Linked DNA regions of Mus musculus: region 2 is linked to region 1. The links are chromatin loops, found by intact Hi-C in ENCODE. Cell type or tissue: heart. All regions are shown on one strand. Region 1 holds the start of Cttn (cortactin). Region 2 overlaps Ppfia1 (protein tyrosine phosphatase, receptor type, f polypeptide (PTPRF), interacting protein (liprin), alpha 1).

The links. Hi-C counts contacts between places; a loop is a spot of excess contacts. Peaks named below come from ENCODE experiments on the same cell type or tissue, not always from the same donor. Only the 100,000 strongest peaks of a DNase experiment are listed, where the experiment ranks them.
Region 2: it touches region 1 in a loop (2.2-fold over the local background); 1 of 42 quality-filtered maps calls a loop at or near these places.

The regions. Positions count from the first base shown.
Region 1 is chr7:144,467,560-144,471,559 of GRCm38, reverse strand. Cttn (cortactin) reads left to right here and starts at 625. Exons shown (of 18, transcript NM_007803.5): 1 at 625-871. In heart, a CTCF peak has its summit at 2,186; DNase peaks (open chromatin) are centred at 779 and 1,969; H3K4me3 peaks cover 2,739 bases; H3K27ac peaks cover 2,376 bases.
Region 2 is chr7:144,547,693-144,551,692 of GRCm38, reverse strand. All of the region lies in intron 2 of Ppfia1 (protein tyrosine phosphatase, receptor type, f polypeptide (PTPRF), interacting protein (liprin), alpha 1), which reads left to right. Among named protein-coding and RNA genes, the nearest start is that of Ppfia1, 4.0 kb to the left of the region's middle. In heart, a CTCF peak has its summit at 1,589 (motif pointing right); no DNase peak of the experiment used is centred here.

The DNA of each region.
Region 1 (4,000 bases):
GTGTATAGGTGACATGTTGGTTAGTTTTTGTCAACTTGACACTAGAGTAATCTTGGAAGAGGAAACCTCAGTTGATGAATTGCCATCAGACTGGCCTGTAGGCTAGTCTGTGGGGGCATTTTCTTGGTTACTGATTGATTCAGAAGGGCCCAACCCACCGTTGTGGGTTGCCACCCTTACACTGGTAGACCTGGGATGTGAAAGAAAGGCTGAGCAAGCCAGTATGCAGCACTCCTTCATAGTCTCTGTTTCAGTTCCTGCCCTGCCTGAGTTCCTGTTCTAACTTCCTTCCCTCAGTGATGGACTATAATTTATGAGCCAAATAAGCAGTTTTCTCCCCAAGCTGTATTTGATCAGTTCTTTTTGTTTTGTTTTGTTTTGTTTGTTTTTCGAGACAGGGTTCAGTTTTTTGATCACAATAGGAAGCAGATAGATGGAAGAATGGATGAACAGATGTATGGCTAGATGAGTGGGTGTATGGGTAGATGGGCAGAAGGACAGATTGGTGGATTGGTGGGTAGAAGATTGACAGGGGAGTGAATGATGCTGTGTAGATCCATGCGTGGGTAGAGAGTTGCAGGGTGGATACATGGTTGGAAGCTGGGTTGAGGGTGAATGTGTGTTGGACAGGGCTTGACGGGTGTTTCTAAATCGGATCTCCGCAGCTGACTGGCGGCCGAGCTGCCTATGAGTCCTGGAACTGTGTATCCTGCTTTCTTGATCAGCTAACAGGAATACGGGGCGGGGACGGCCTGGAATAGGGCGGGATCTTGCGTGGCCCCGGATGCGGCCCCGCCTCCGCGGAACCGGAAGTGAGCGGGCACAGGGAGCGGCGGGGCGCGGCGGGAGCCTGGTGGACCCTGCTGGTGCGGTGAGCGGGGGATGGGCGTCCTAGAGAGCTGCTGGGGGACAGGAAGGGTGTGGGATGATGAGTTGTCAGGGTGCCGGGCCTGGACGGGAGGTTGGGGTACAGGGTCTGGACTGGGCCCAGGTGATCCGAGTGCGGGGCAGGGTCGGGGCCCAGGGGTGCAGGGCCAGGATCTGTTGGTCGAGGCCTCGGAGTGTAGGGCTGGGACCCCTGAGTCAGGATTCCAGGCCAAAACCCGGTGTTCGCGGTGTGGGGCCGGGATTGTGACTTGGGGTGTGTGGCTGGGGTCGGGCGTCGGGACCCGGGCTGCAGGGCTAGGATCGGGGGTTGGAGTGCAGTGCTAGGAGGGGGAACCGGGGTGCAGAGTCAAGGCCAAGGGTTCGCGGTGTGGGTCCGAAATCGGGGGGTTGGGGTTGTGGTGTGGCGCTGGGATTCGGGATTCGGGGTGTAGGGCCAGGATTGGAGGCTCAAAGTCCCGGGTCGCAGGGTCTGGATGGGGACGTCGGAGCCCCGGGTATTGGGCAAGGATCGGAGGTTTCGGACACCAATGCTGAGCCGTTCATCCCGTCATTTGTGGAGTAGCTAGGGGTGCACAGCCGGTCTGGCTCTGAGGGGGCGGGCCCTAGGACACAGGCCCTAGGAATTTTGGACATAAAGAAAGGGGTGGGGTTTCAGAGCAGGAACCCAGGATGAAGTGCTAAGTCGGTTTGGGGTGTTCTAGGTCAGAGTGCATAATTATGGGTCTGTGGTAGTCAGAGTACCAGAACCTGGGAAAAGAATGTAGACCTGAGGCCTGGGAGATGCTGGTGGGGGTAAGGGGACTTTGCTTCTAGAATCTAGTGGAATGATGAGGGCCTGGGGGAAGCTGGTGGGCCTGGGGAGCCTGGGGTTCCAGAACCCAGTGGAATTATGAGGGTCCAAGGACCTGTAGGAAGTTGGTAAGGCTGAGCAGCCGGGTTCCAGCATTGGTCTCTAGTCCTCAGGACTGGGCTGAGAGGCCAACATCTGAGGAAAGGCCTGGGCACCTGAGGGAAATTTGCAATGGGGTCAATGGAAATCCAAGCGCCTAGCTTGCTTCCTGGAGCTAAGGAGCCTGGAATCCAGCCGCCCCTCCTCCTGGGTGTGTGCCCAGTCACTGCAGAGGTGTTTGGGCCTGGTATGTTCCTTTGTTTCCTCTTGGTCCGTGTGAGGGATGGGGACTTGTGGCCAGGGAGAAGGAATTCCCTGTTGTGCCCAGTGAAGCAAGCAGAGGCTTTAGCCCTTCCTAGTGGTTTGCCCTGGCTGCACTGCCTGGGCCTTGCCAGTAAGTAGCCCAAGCTCCAGTAAGTCCTCACCACCCAGTAGACCCTCACAGTCAGAACTTACAGCCCACCCCCCACCCCCCTCCCCCAGCGTCCACCAGGGGTCAGGCCTCTGCTGGCTCACCCAGAGTGAGTCACCAGTTCAGGCCCTGAGTCAACACTGCTTCTCTGTTTGACTGAGAAGGTTGTCACCAGAAGTTTGAAGGAGGGAGAAGCAGCTTTTGTGGGAGCTTCAGATGTAGAAGAGTGCAGAGGTGGGGTTGAAGAACTGATTGTGGTACTAGGTCTCCAGAGCACCCTGGGCCTTGCTAGACAGCTTCTCCACCCAACTTTAGCCCTGGCCCTAGAGCTGACCTTTAATTGAGGGCTTATGACAGTTATGCCTTTAACACCTTGTAAAATGCCAGGGAATTTAATTGGCCCTTCAGACTTTGACCTGTTAGTCGGGAAGGCACCTGGCATAACTCCGCACCGTCCTGAGCATCCTTACCTCCTTGTGCCCCTGGTCTTTGTCCTGGGCATGGTCGTGTCTGCCTACCAGCTTGTCTCTTAATGGAGTCCTGGGCAGGCTAGCCTACTCCGTCTGTGCACTGGCCTCCATAGGCATGGGGTGGGGGTTGCCCTTTCCATAACAACTCCTGACCCAGCCACCTTTGCTCCGCTGCGCTATAGGTATCAGGTTCAGGGCCTCAAGATGGTGGATTCCTCCATCCTGTGACTAGGTCCTCTCTGACTGAGCTTCGTGCTGGCTGTGTGGGGCTGAGTGGCTTTCTCTGTCCCCGTCTGATTTCTATCAGCTTTATTGATATTTCACCCTACACGTGATCACCCGATTGAAGGGTTCAGTGGTTATCGATGTATTCAGAGTTGTACAGCCATCACCACAAACAGTTTTGGCCTTCTCAGAGATCTACATAGAATGTGCATGCCCATGGTCCCAGTGGCTGGGAATGCTGAAGCAGAGGACCTTAAGACCAAGGAGTTCTGGCCAGCCTAGGAACAAACCTGGAGTCTGTCTGTCTGTATGTGTCTCTCTTTCTACTCCTCCCTCCCACTCCCTTTTTGGTGGTGGTTGGGATGCATTTGAGACGGATCTCTATAGCTTTGATTAACCGGAAACTCACTACGTACACCAGCATGCCCCCTACACTTGCAGCCATCCTCCTGCCTCCTGAGTGTTGGGATTATAGGCTGTGGGCACACACTATCAAGCTGGGCCGCTCTGCTCTGTCCTTTAGAAAAGAACGAAACTGGATATCTTAGCCTCGAATTTCCCCTGATTAGCTCTCCTCTCAGCCCTCCTCCCACATTGCCAGCACCCCCCACATCCCATTTGCTGGGGATCAAGTACAGAGCCTCGAACACACAAAGCTTGTATTCCACCCATGAGCTCCAGCCCTGCCTTTTTCCTCCGTTTCCTTTTTTGTTTGTTTTGAGATGAGATCCTTCCATTGAGCTCCTATGTTTAAGTGTCATTCCCCCAGTCCCCTATCACTGTGCCTGGCATCTTTGTTATTAAACAGGTTAGCTATCTTTTTAACTAATGATTAGTAAGTGCTCTTTATATATTCGGAATCCATTATTTGAAAACCATTCTTCTTCCACAGGTCATCCTGTCACGTGTTTGCTTCTTGGCAGGGTCTCATTCTGTAGTCCAGGCTAGCCTCAAACTCTACAGCCTCCACCTCAGCGCCCTGAGTGCTGGGTTCTAGTTTATATGCTGCCATACAGGTTCTTGTTGGTTTTCTGGTGGTTATCTTTTGAGGAACCAAAAAACATTTGAGCATTTAGATGAGAAGGCTCAGTGGGCAAAGGACACTTGCCACTGAGC
Region 2 (4,000 bases), 80 kb before region 1:
ACCTACTGTGTCCTTAGTATCACATTTAGATTGGTATGCTAGAGCCTCCTCTTTTGGAGTTAAGTGGTATAGGAAGGAGAAGGCAGTATAGCCAGCAAAGCCCAAGGTGAGAGGCAGGCATGTGGAGCAGGGGTTGCTTAGATTCCTGCTGACAGCCCACTTTACTGGTTCATGATGGGCGTCTCCTTGGTGCTCAAGGAATCTGCACTTACGCTCTTGTGGTGTGTCTGCAGATATCAGTTAGCAAGTCAGTAATGAGTGCCTTGATGCATCTCTCAGCTGTAAAGTCAGTTCTATGAGATGGGACTAAATGTTTGAATGTCCTTTTTAGAAACAGTAATTTGGTGTTAGTGTTGTGTGCTGAGGGGTTTTGTTTGGTGACTAGAGAGTTGTCTTTTCTTCCTGGAGTCTTAGGAATGAGCAGGTTAATTAGGTCAGATTCCGTTGCCTCATACTCAAGAGGCTTTCAGGAGGTCATGAGTCCTACTTGCTCTACTCTACACTTGGGTTTGTTGCAGCTCAACTCTGCATCAGTGGCTGGTCAACATTGAGGTTTTTGGAAAGAACAGGCACAGGGGAGGCAGAGCTGGTGGGTGTTGTGGGTAGTGAGTTTCAGGCAGTGAGAACTGTCTCACCTGTTGCTAGGTTGTGCTGGCTTGCTGCTCTGCAGTGCCTCATCAAATGTAGGACATGCTTGTGTCCACAGTTACATCATATCTGACCCGAGTCTAGTGTCACAGAGTAAACTTGTTCTAGATAATTCACTTCCTGGAATCAGGGTCCTCTGGTAGCTAAAAATGTGACCAGATGGGCATGTATGTTCAGTCAGTGTACTTACATTGGAGCATGCATGAGGACTGCACAGGCCACAAGTGTGTGCCTCAGCCAGCTCTCCAGTTAATGCTTGGGGAGCTTGGATCAAGGTATGGATAGGACCATGCCTCCTGTGAAAACTCTCCTGCTTCCTGCCATCAGTGACTGTCCTCCATTCTAATGTGGTCCAGCTCTTCACTACTGGTTCCTTTGCGCATGCTTGACTTTCTATAGGAAATCTGTATGTTTTGTCTTTTCACCATTCCCTGGACTTGTGAGATCCACCTTTACTTGCCCTGCAGCACTTGTGTAGATGGGCCCTGCCTGTTCCTTCTGCAGTCAGGACCCCTGAGGCTGACCCTGGTCCTAATCTTCCTAGGATACTTTTGCATTTGGGAGGTGCAGAACTAGCTGTGTGTGTTTCTGTTGGAGTGTTCTAAGGAGTGGAATTGTAGTGGACACCAGCCTCAGGAGTTGCTGCCAAAAGTGGTTGTGGTGACAGTTGGTACAACCACATGGTCACCCTCAGTATGAGGAACTGTTGTTATGTGCTGTAGAGCTCCAGGTGGAGAGATGGCTTCTTGACTGCAGCCACCTGCAGAGAAGTGTGCAGCAGCTTCTCTGCAGGTACATGAGGGAGCGCCGAGCAAGCTTTTAGTTCTTGTTTGTTGATTGGATTGTCTATTTCTAATTTGAAGGTTTTTTCTTTAAGATTTCTTTCTTTATTTAATATGAATACAGTAGTCTATCTACATGTAAGCTTGCAGGCCAGAAGAGGGCACCAGATCTCATTGTGGATGGTTAATGAACCACCATATATATGGTTGCTGGGAATTGAACTCCAGACCTCTGGAAGAGCAGCTAGTGCTCTAAACCTCTGAGCCATCTCTCCACCCCCTGATTTGAAGTTCTTTATACATTCTCTGTACATATATGTATAGAAGATTTGTTTGTTTGTTTGTTTGGTTGATTTTAAGACATGGTTTCTCTACATAGCTCTGGCTGTCCTCAAACTCCCTTTGTAAACCAGGCTGGCCCCAAACTTACAAAGATCTACCTGCTTCTGCCTTCTAAGTGCTGAGATTAAGGTGTGCACAACCACACCTCAGTAGAAGTTTAAAAAAATTTTTTTTAAAGATTTATTTATTATTATGTGTAATAGTCTGTAGCTGTCTTCAGACACAGCAGAAGAGGGCATTACATCTCATTACGGATGGTTGTGAGCCACCATGTGGTTGCTGGGATTTGAACTAGGACCTTCAGAAGAGCAGTCAGTGCTCTTAATCGCTGAGCCATCTCTTCAGCCTGAAGTTTTAAATTTTAATGTAACTCAATTGATTGATCTTGGTTCCTCCCACCCTCCAAGAATATTTAGTTTTGGTTGTGAGCCTAGCCATTAACTGCTGAGCCATCTTTCTAGCCCAAGAATATTTAATGTAGAGGCTGGAGAGTTGGCTCAGTGATTAAGAGCACTTGCTGACATTCTAGAGGACCTAAGTTTAATTCCCAGCACCCATATGGCAACTCATCACTTTCTATCTCACACCTTCCTTTGGCCTCTAATGACACTAGGCACATAGGTACATAGCTATACATGCAGGCGAAACATCCATACACATGTGTAATTAATGTGTATTAATCCATACACATATGTAGGCCAGGCTGGTGGTATATATCTTTAATTCCAGCACCCAGGTGAATCTCTGTGAGATTGAGGCCAGCCTAGTCTATATAGTAAGTTCTAGGCTAGCTAGGGCTACAGAGTGAACTGTCTTTAAAAATAAAAAATCAAATCCCCACCAAACCCAAAGTAATATTTATTGTGTCCTCATCAGCTAGTCTTGACTTGAGCTAGGGTGTGTCTCAGTGGTAGAAAGCTCTTCTGCTCCAGTGGTATCTTTGCCATCTTTACACAAATGACTGGATGACTGCAGAAGTTGTCTTGAGATCTGATATTTTAAATTCTTCACCTTTGTTCTTTAAGATTTTCTTAGCCGGGCGTGGTGGCATACACCTTTAATCCCAGCACTTGGGAGGCAGAGGCAGGCAGATTTCTGAGTTCAAGGCCAGCATAGTCTACAGAGTGAGTACAGCCAGGGCTAAACAGAGAAACCCTGTCTTGAAAAACCAAAAAAAAAAAAAAAAAAAAAAAAAAAAAAGATTGTCTTAGTCTGGCTCAAGAAATCTGCTTCGGCCAGATTGAGGCTTGGTGGGTTAAAGTGCTTGCTTCACAAGCCTGGGAGCCTGGCCTTGGAACTAGTGGTGGAAGGAGAGAGAGAAGCAATTCCTGTAAGTTATTATTTGACCTCTGCATGTGTGCCAACATACACACACACAGTCAGGCTGCATGACTTTATCTTTGAACATGTCTAATCTACTCTGTGGGGCCAGTGTCTTTTCAGCATTGCTCTTTGAGTCTACAGTAGAACACAGCGGTGTAACTATTTATTGTTGGTGTATTGAGATAGAACTGGCTTATTTAAAAAATACTGTCTTGAACATTTATTTGTTTTTATGTGTATGGTTATTTTTTTTTCTGTATGGATATCTGTTCCCCACCTGCATGCAGTACCCTTGAAGGCCAGAAAAGGTGTTGGATTCCCTGGGATTGGAGTTATATGCGGTTGTGAGACACCATGTGGGTGCTGGAAATTGAACCCTGGGTCCCCTGGAAGGGTAGCCAGGTACTCTTAAACTGCTGACCCATATCTCTAGTTCCTAAAGAGAACTGACTTTTGCCTTTTTTTTTTTTTTTTTTAAAACTTGATCTCTGTTGATCAGGTGAGTTTCAATTTGTGATTTTCCTACCCCAGATTCCTAAAAGCTGGGATTATAGGTGTGGACTCCACACTCAACAAGAACTGAGTTTTAGGATTTGGAGTTGCTTTCTCACTCCTGCTCTGGATCTCTGATTGATTGATGATTTTCTTGTGGAGTTGGACTGGCTGAATTCTTCAACACAGGATGTAACTGCCACCCATGGTTGTTACGGGCTCTTGTTTTGCTCCTGGAAGCATTCGTGCACTGTTCTATCTGCAATTGCAATAGTTACTGAAAGGCTTTGGTAAATAAACATTCTCTGTTAAGTATGAGACACTTCTTTCTATGCTTCCTAACAGTCCTTTTTTTTTTTTTTTTTTTAAATTTGTTCAATTGTTTTTTGAGACAGGTTCTTGCTGTAGCCCAG